Linked DNA regions of Homo sapiens: region 1 is linked to region 2. The links are chromatin loops, found by intact Hi-C in ENCODE. Cell type or tissue: GM12878. All regions are shown on one strand. Region 1 has its middle 210 kb from the start of GOT2. Region 2 overlaps LOC107984867 (a long non-coding RNA gene).

The links. Hi-C counts contacts between places; a loop is a spot of excess contacts. Peaks named below come from ENCODE experiments on the same cell type or tissue, not always from the same donor. Only the 100,000 strongest peaks of a DNase experiment are listed, where the experiment ranks them.
Region 1: it touches region 2 in a loop (2.7-fold over the local background); 1 of 110 quality-filtered maps calls a loop at or near these places.

Annotation. Positions count from the first base shown.
Region 1 is chr16:58,940,636-58,944,635 of GRCh38, forward strand. No RefSeq gene overlaps it. Among named protein-coding and RNA genes, the nearest start is that of GOT2, 210 kb to the left of the region's middle. In GM12878, no CTCF peak of the experiment used is centred here; no DNase peak of the experiment used is centred here.
Region 2 is chr16:58,852,607-58,856,606 of GRCh38, forward strand. The region is part of intron 2 of LOC107984867 (a long non-coding RNA gene); the gene reads left to right. All of the region lies in intron 2 of LOC105371296 (a long non-coding RNA gene), which reads right to left. Among named protein-coding and RNA genes, the nearest start is that of GOT2, 120 kb to the left of the region's middle. In GM12878, no CTCF peak of the experiment used is centred here; a DNase peak (open chromatin) is centred at 2,005; H3K27ac peaks cover 831 bases.

The sequences.
Region 1 (4,000 bases), 88 kb after region 2:
GTCTGCTGACTTAAAACTATAAATGTAAAATTCTTAATACACTGAAAGGCACATAGTAGGTTCTCAATACTTTTTAATCTTCTTACCATATTGGCCACACCATATATATTTATATATATGAATTGTTGAGCTATCACTAGCCAGTATTTAGTGACTTTCTGTTTCGTTTCTGTGTTAAGTCTCTGTGATAGTTTCAGCAGCCCCTTGACAGAGAATTGACTATGTTAGGGATGTTTCAATAGAGCCTGCTTTCCCAAGACCTTGTTGTTTTCTAGCTTTCCCATGGATATATTTTATGTGGCAGTTTTTGAAATGAGGGAGCTTTTGAAAAAGATAAAGGTGCCATCATGGAGGAACTCAGACAGGATTCCCGGCATTGCTGTGCCTCTCCAACATCCAGATCATTGAGAATCACAATACTGGTTCTCCAAGTGCTAAAAAATACCAGAAACCCTTACAGAATCTCTGCATTTTTTTTTAATGGTGGGGGTGGAGTTCAAAAGTTTGAGGCCACCTAGAATTCAAGCTTTCTATGTGGAACAAGTTTTCTATTGTTATAATGTAGGAGTACCTCACATTTTAGAAACTAATGGTGTTTGAGAAAGGAGTAGGGGGAGACTATTTCTTTCCTCATCTGAGCAACCAGGGCACCATTTTATGGAATTTGTTATTAACAAGAATGTCATTGCTATGGTCATCTTCTGCTGCTGCTTCTTTTCCACTTTCTCTTCCTCCTTCTAACCCTCCTCCTACTCTTCCTACTCCCACTTTCCTCCTCTCCAATCGTCTATTTCTCTTGTTGCTTATATTAATTTTTAACTGATAAAAAATAACATTTTTTAATTAAAAAATAAAACGTATCATGTATAAAAGTCGTTTTGAAATATGTATACATTATAGAATGGCTAAATCGAGCTAATTAGCACATATGTTACCTCATATACTTATCATTTTGTTGTGTGAGAACACTTAAAATCTCACCACAAACTCTTAGCAATTTTCAGGACTACAATACATTGTTATTAACTATAGTTACCTGTTGTACATTAGATCTCTTGAAGTTACTTCTCTTATCTAACTGAAATCTAATATTCTTTTGTTTGCTTGTTGGTTTTGAGACAGGTTCTCACTCTGGTATTCTTTAACTAACATCTCTCCAACACCCACTCACCCTCCCCAGCCCCTGGTAACCACCATTCCACTCTCTACTTCTACGAGTTCAACTTTTTAATATTCCATATATTAGTGAGATCATGTGGTATTTGTCTTTCTGTGCCTAGCTTATTTCACTTAAAATAATGTCCTCCAGGTTTATCCATGTTACAAATCAGGGGTCCCCAACCCCTAGGCCACCAACCAGTACTGGTCTGTGGCCTGTTAGGAACTGGGCTGCACAGCAGGAGGAGGGTGAGCGGCGGGTGAGTGAGTGAAGCTTCATCTGCATTTATAGCTACTCCACATTGCTCACATTACTGCCTGAGCCCTGCCTCCTGTCAGATCAGCAATGGCATTAGATTCTTACAGGAGTGTGAACCCTATTGTGAAATGTGCATGCCAGGGATCTAGGTAGCACACTCGTTATGAGAATCTAATGCTTGATGATCTGTCACTGTCGCCCATCACCCCCAGATGGGGCCGTCTAGTTCCAGGAAAACAAGCTCAGGGCTCCCACTAATTCTACATTATGGTGAGTTGTATAATTATTTCATCATATATACAATGTAATAGTAATAAAGTGCACAATAAATGAAATGTACTTGCATCATCCCCCAAAGCATCCCCTCCCCCGCCTCCCCCGCCCCCTGCCGCCACCAAAACCAGTCCGTGGTACCAAAACGGTTGGGAAATGCTGTTGAAAATAACAGGATTTTCTTTTTTTTTTTAAAAAGGCTGAATATTATTCCATTGTTCATATATACCACATTTTCTTTATCCATGCATCTGCTGATGGACACTTAGGTTGATTGCATATCTTGGCTATTGTGAATAGTGCTGCAATAAACATGGGAGTACAGATATATCTTTGACATACTGATTTCATTTCTTTGGATAAATACCCAATAGTGGGATTGTTGGATCATAGGGTAGTTCTGTTTTTAGTTTTCTGAGGAACTTCCATGTTATTTTTCATAGTGCCTATGCTAATTTATATTCCCACCAACAGTGTGCAAGTCTTCTCTTTTGTCCACATCCATGTCAACACTTCTTTTTTGTCTTTTTGATAATAGCCATTCTAACAAGTGTGAGGTGATATCTCATTGTGGTTTTAATGTGCATTTCTCTGATGATGTGATGTCTGGTATTTTTTATATACCCATTGGCCACTTGCATGTCATCTTTTGAAGAAATGTCTATTCAGATCCTCTGTCCATTTTTAAATAATTGGGTTGTTTTCTTGCTATTGTTTGAATTTTTTGTATATTTTTGATATTAACTTCTTTTCAGATGTATGGTTTGCTCATATTTTCTCTCATCTCTTAGATTGTGTCTTCATCTGATTGTTTCCTTTGCTGTGCAGAAGCTTTTAATTTGACGCAATCCTAGATTTGCTTTGGAGCTTTTTACCTGTTTTCTTCTAGTAGTTTCATAGTTCCAGGTCTGTTTGTTTTTTATTTTTTTTGAGATAGGGTCTCAGTCTGTTGCCCAGGCTGGAATGCAGTGCTGCGATCATGGCTCACTGCAACCTTGACCTCCTGGGCTAAGGCAATCCTCCCACCTCAGCCTCCCAAGTTGCTGGGAGTGCAGGTACACACCCCTGCACCTAGCTAATTTTTTGTATTTTTTATGGAGTCGGGGTTTCCCTATGTTGCCCATGCTTGTCTTGATCTCCTGAGCTCAAGTGATCTTCCTACCTTGGTTTCCCAAAGTGTTAGGATTACAGGCATGAGCCACCATGTCCAGCCAGTTCCAGGTTTTACATTTAAGTCTCTAATCAATTTTGAGTTAATTGTTGTATATGGTGTGAGATAAGGGTTGGTCTCATTACATTTTTCTGCATGTGGATATCCAGTTGTATCATCTTTTTTTTTTTTTTTTTTTTGATAGGAAATTTTGCTCTTGTTGCCCAGGCTGGAGCGCAATGGAGCGATCTTGGCTCACTGCAACCTCCGCCTCCCGGGTTCAAAGGATTCTACTGCCTCAATAGAATCTCCCGAGTAGCTGGGATTACAGATGCCTGCCACCACGGCCAGCTAATTTTTGTATATTTAGTAGAGATGGGGTTTCACCATGTTGACCAGGCTGGTCTTGAACTTCTGACCTCAGGTAATCCACCTGCTTCGGCCTTCCAAAGTGCTGGGATTACAGGCATGAGCCACCGCACCCAGCCTTGTCTTTTGTTTTTAATACTGAGAGAGTTAACAAAATAGTGAACACTAGTTTAGAGATTCATTATTGTAGTAGCAGTGTCAAGAGTCACTTGTAGTGGCATCAGCTGTCTGGTGACTGTTTTCGTTGCATGTCAGTGGTGGAGACGTCCCCAGACTATCCTACCAAATGATGTTGGCTGTGTTTTATAGCTATGTGGCTTCCCTTGGTTCCTGCCCATTTTCTTAGCTTTGTTCTCAACTTTCTGTTGATTCTATGAAGTATAGTATATACTTACAATAAGTTCTTTTCTGTGTTTAAGTTAGAATTGATTCTTGTTGCATGTAATCAAGAAAACTGACAGGTAGAGTGACTAACAGCAATTTCTGTACTTTCCTATCTGCGTATCTTTATTTGACTTACCCTACAAGGACTGATTTACATTCCAGCTCTTGAATGGAACCTTCCCAGACTAATTCATTTCCACATTGATTTTGTGCTCTCTGAGTCTGTGTGGCCTTATACTACTTAACATTTTATCATGTGATAACTGGTAATTTTTTCTAACTGAATTAAAGTAATTTATTTCAAATTCAAAATTCCATCAAAAGCTCCTCAAGGGTAGGTTCTTTTTTTTGTCCTTCCAATTCCCATTTTTTTCCTTTTCCTCTCTCCCTGGTGAAACTTTTTATGA
Region 2 (4,000 bases):
AGTTGCAAATGCTGGAGAGAGCGCAGCAGGCAGAGGAAAGGAACAGAAGATGTGTGTTTGCTGAGAGGGACCTGGAACAGGTTGGGGAGGACACACTAGCTGCCTCTACTGGTTGAGGCATTGGCTTCTGAGTATCAATTTTTGTTTTTTAATGTGATGATTAAAAAAAAGTGTTGGCTTCATAGTTTTGCTGTAAAACTTACTTTGGGCAATACAGATAAAGTGCTTACAGGGAACATGATGCGTTGCAAACACTCATCAATATGGCTATTAAACTTAGTATAAAAACTTGTACTACGTTTTTATTTTATAGTTTTTGGTATTGATAATGATAATGATGAGATTGATAGTATTTAAAACATTATTGTTATTAGAAATTCCACTTTGTGCCATGAAAACAAAAAATTTATGAGTTTCCATAAATGCACCATATGAAGATCCCAGTAGTAGAGCCATGGATGAAATAATGTACAATAAAGTGACCCTTAGGTGATGGGACATTGGGAAGCAGCAGATAAAATGAAAAAGCAAACCAAACAGAACAACAGCAACAAAAATCCACTCAAAAATGCTTTGACAAGATTTCTTTCTGCTGTGGAAATATATTTTATATATTTTCATATGAACTAAACCATCCGGGTTCCAATTTCTCCATATCCATGACCTTTGTAATTGATTGGAGAAGTAAAGAGAGACAATTCAGGTTTGAAAAGGTGATGGTTAGTTTCTTTCTCATATCCAAAGTTAAGCTAGACTCTGAAGTTCAAATCCTCATTATAATCCTCTTTATAGCACTTACAATTCAGAAACAACTTATTTGTTTGTGCAGATAGTCCAGCTCTGCATCGGTGTGCTTGTCCTAAAGGAAAACGAAGTGAGAGCTTCCTGCTAGAACAGCCCCACAGTCCTGCCAGCAGTTGTCATCTGGATCTGTCATATTTTGCCTCTATTAACATCTGATGTCACTGATCTCACAAAAGATGGAGAACTGATGTCCTTCCCGCTGTTGTGTATTCTCTCACCCTCACTTTCTATCAGTTTTTCCTTTCAGAAGACATAAGAGGATGATGAGCTACAGGAAACAAACCGAGTCTTATACACCTAAAATTGGGTTCAGGTGCCTTTGTTTCTTGCTTGCCCTCTCAAATAGTTGAAAGCTACAGGCTCAGCTAGGATGGCATGTTCCAATGTGGGAACTCAGGGGAAATTTCTGGCTTTTTCCTTTCTCTTCTCAGCATTCATTAGTCCCACTAATAACAGCTTCTGGAGACTCATTTAGGAAGCACAGCATCTCCTCTCTTGGACCAAGAGGTGACACACCTTCAGCTCAGGGGTGTGTGAATGACCAGCCTGGCCATCAGTTGATCCAATCCCTGGTGCGACAGCATTTTCTTCAGGAATGGGCACATGCCCTAGTTAATCCAATCAGAGCTAATACTTTGACTGTTACCGGGGAGATTGGAAGGAAGTTGGCAGTCCTTTGTGCTGCTTTTATAGTTTAAAGATGAAAGACGGGAGCTTCCAGAGACCACATGGAGAGCTCCTGTTTGAGTATGAAATGTACACAGATGAAAGTGGAGCCAGGGCATGGGGAAAGAAAGAGAGGCAGAGAGATAGAGATCCATAGACAGGTGGACAGATAGAGAGGGATAAGCTTAAAACCAACTCTCCTACTAGCCTTTTTCCATTACATGATTGAACAATTCCCCTGTTTTACTTATGTTACTTTGAGTTGAATCTTCATTAATTTGCAATTCTAAGAGTTATGACTAATAAATGTGTGCTCACAGCCATCTGGGTCCCAAGCCAAGTCTCGCCTTGCCTCTGAAGTCAGTTTGTTAATTCAGAAGGAGGAAGACAGTGAGGAAGAGAGCTGTGAAGCCAGGTGACCCAGAAATAGAGACAGTCACAAACATTCAAGTAGAGGGGCTGTGCTAACTTGGAGTTGGTTCTGAGCCATTGGGTGTGACAAATGGTATGAAGTGTGAATTTAAAGAGATGAAGTAAAAGGTTGCAACTCTTGACAATGACACTTTGTGGCTGGAAAGCCCCCATATGACAGCTGAAGTCACACTTCCTGAGGTCGTGTGAAAGATGATCAGCTTCTAGTTCTGCTCCTATCAAGCTGTGTATCCTAGTCTTCATTTCCCGTGTTCTTAGGATGTTACCAATAAAAGCATTGGTATTTTAAAATATCAATATTTATTGGTATTTTATAAATACTGGTATACCAATATTTATAAATACTGGTATACCAATATTTATTTTTTATTAATACAAGCACATGAATCTCTCTCTTTGGCTTGGGGGTAGAAGGAGGAGGATCACTGGCAGCGACAAAGTTAGGCACTTATACATTACCGTTTCTCAGGAGTGCTGTGATTTTAGGTGCTTTCAGGTACAGCCCTATGAAACTCCCATTTACAATGATGTTGCAAGATAGGGTAGCGTTTTGTAGATGATTTTAAGGGGCTTGGAGGAAGCTCACTTCTACACCCCATCATGTATTTTGAGACAAGCCTCATGGCACCTCTTCTGCTTTCCCTTCTCAAGCTAAATAATGTAAGTTACTCCCAATAATCATATGATTTTTATTTCACCAAATTTCTTGAATGCAGTAACTAATCTTATTTAAAGGTGCACCCCCAGATTCTAGCACAGTTCCTAGCACATATCAATAACAGGTGTTTAATACATTTTTGGGATTGGGATTAATTTCCTCATTATATCATCTTTGTTTATATGTATTTTTGGTCACTCTGATTCTCCTTCTGCAAGATGCTGCTTTTTATTCCAAACTCCACTCAGTTCTTCCTTGTGTCTCTGCACTTCTCCTACAAGTAAAGAGAGTGAGTGAGTTCTGGTTTCCTATGAAAAGAGGAACTCAGTCATGGTGGCCAGAGCCAATTGATTCCTAATTAAACGAAGCATAGAATTGAGCTGGGATGCATTTGTTCTGATTCAAAAGCCACCTTTCCTCCCCGCCTGATGATTGTGTCTCTTTCAGTGTCAGCACAATGTGGGCAGGGAGGAACTCTCTCTGCTCTGCTCCACTCCACACAGAGATAAAGAGAGATATAAGCACAGAATGCTTTGTGATGAAGCGGAAGCCACTTGTTAAAGCAAGGGGAGAATCGACAATAATAGGAGACTGTCCAAATGGAAAGGATGGGATCACAGGCAGTCATTCTTTTAGTAGCAGAAACTTTTTCACTCCCCAAGACGCAGGAAAGAAGCCAGCAGAGGTGATTAAGCCAGCGATTGGGATGAAGAGCAGTCAGAGATAGTCGGTGTGCAGAAACGACTCAGCAGGCTCGCTGAGCTGGAGCTCAACCTGTGGCTGTGTGAACCAACCCAGACACTTCATCACCGGGAATCTGCCAAGAACCAGGGCTTTAATTTATTTGTGGCAGTGGACACTGATCATCGGATATCCCGCTTAGACCCACTCATTCATGCCCTCCACAAGTATGTATGGAGCTCCCTCTACATGCCAGACTGCTTGTTAGATAGTAAGGATTCATAGGTAATTAAGTCTCTTTCACTAAAGGAGCTCCTGTTTTAGTGGGGGAAATTATAAATGACACCATAGTAAGCTCTTCACAACCACTAGCTGTTATTTTCATGTACTGGGGACCCAGGCAAGAATTCATTAGTGATTATTTCATTTGACACTAGGAAGTAAATTCTGTTTTTCTCTCTGCTTTACTGATGCGAAGAAACATGATCAGCATTGCCCAAAAATCAGTTGCAAAGCTAGGGTTTGGAGCCATGTATTTAAGAAGCAAGCACAAAGTACTGTAAGAACACAGGAGTGAATGTCTCACCTTTTTGGGGTGGGGGCCATTCAGAGAAGTGTTACCAAATAGGTATTCTTTGATTTGGGTCTTAAGGTATCATTAAAAGTTCACCTGGCAGACAAAGGGCATTTCAGTATTTGTAATATGTGAGTTGGACTGACCATAAGAGGTATTTCTGGTTTCATTTGTGAAGCCCAGTG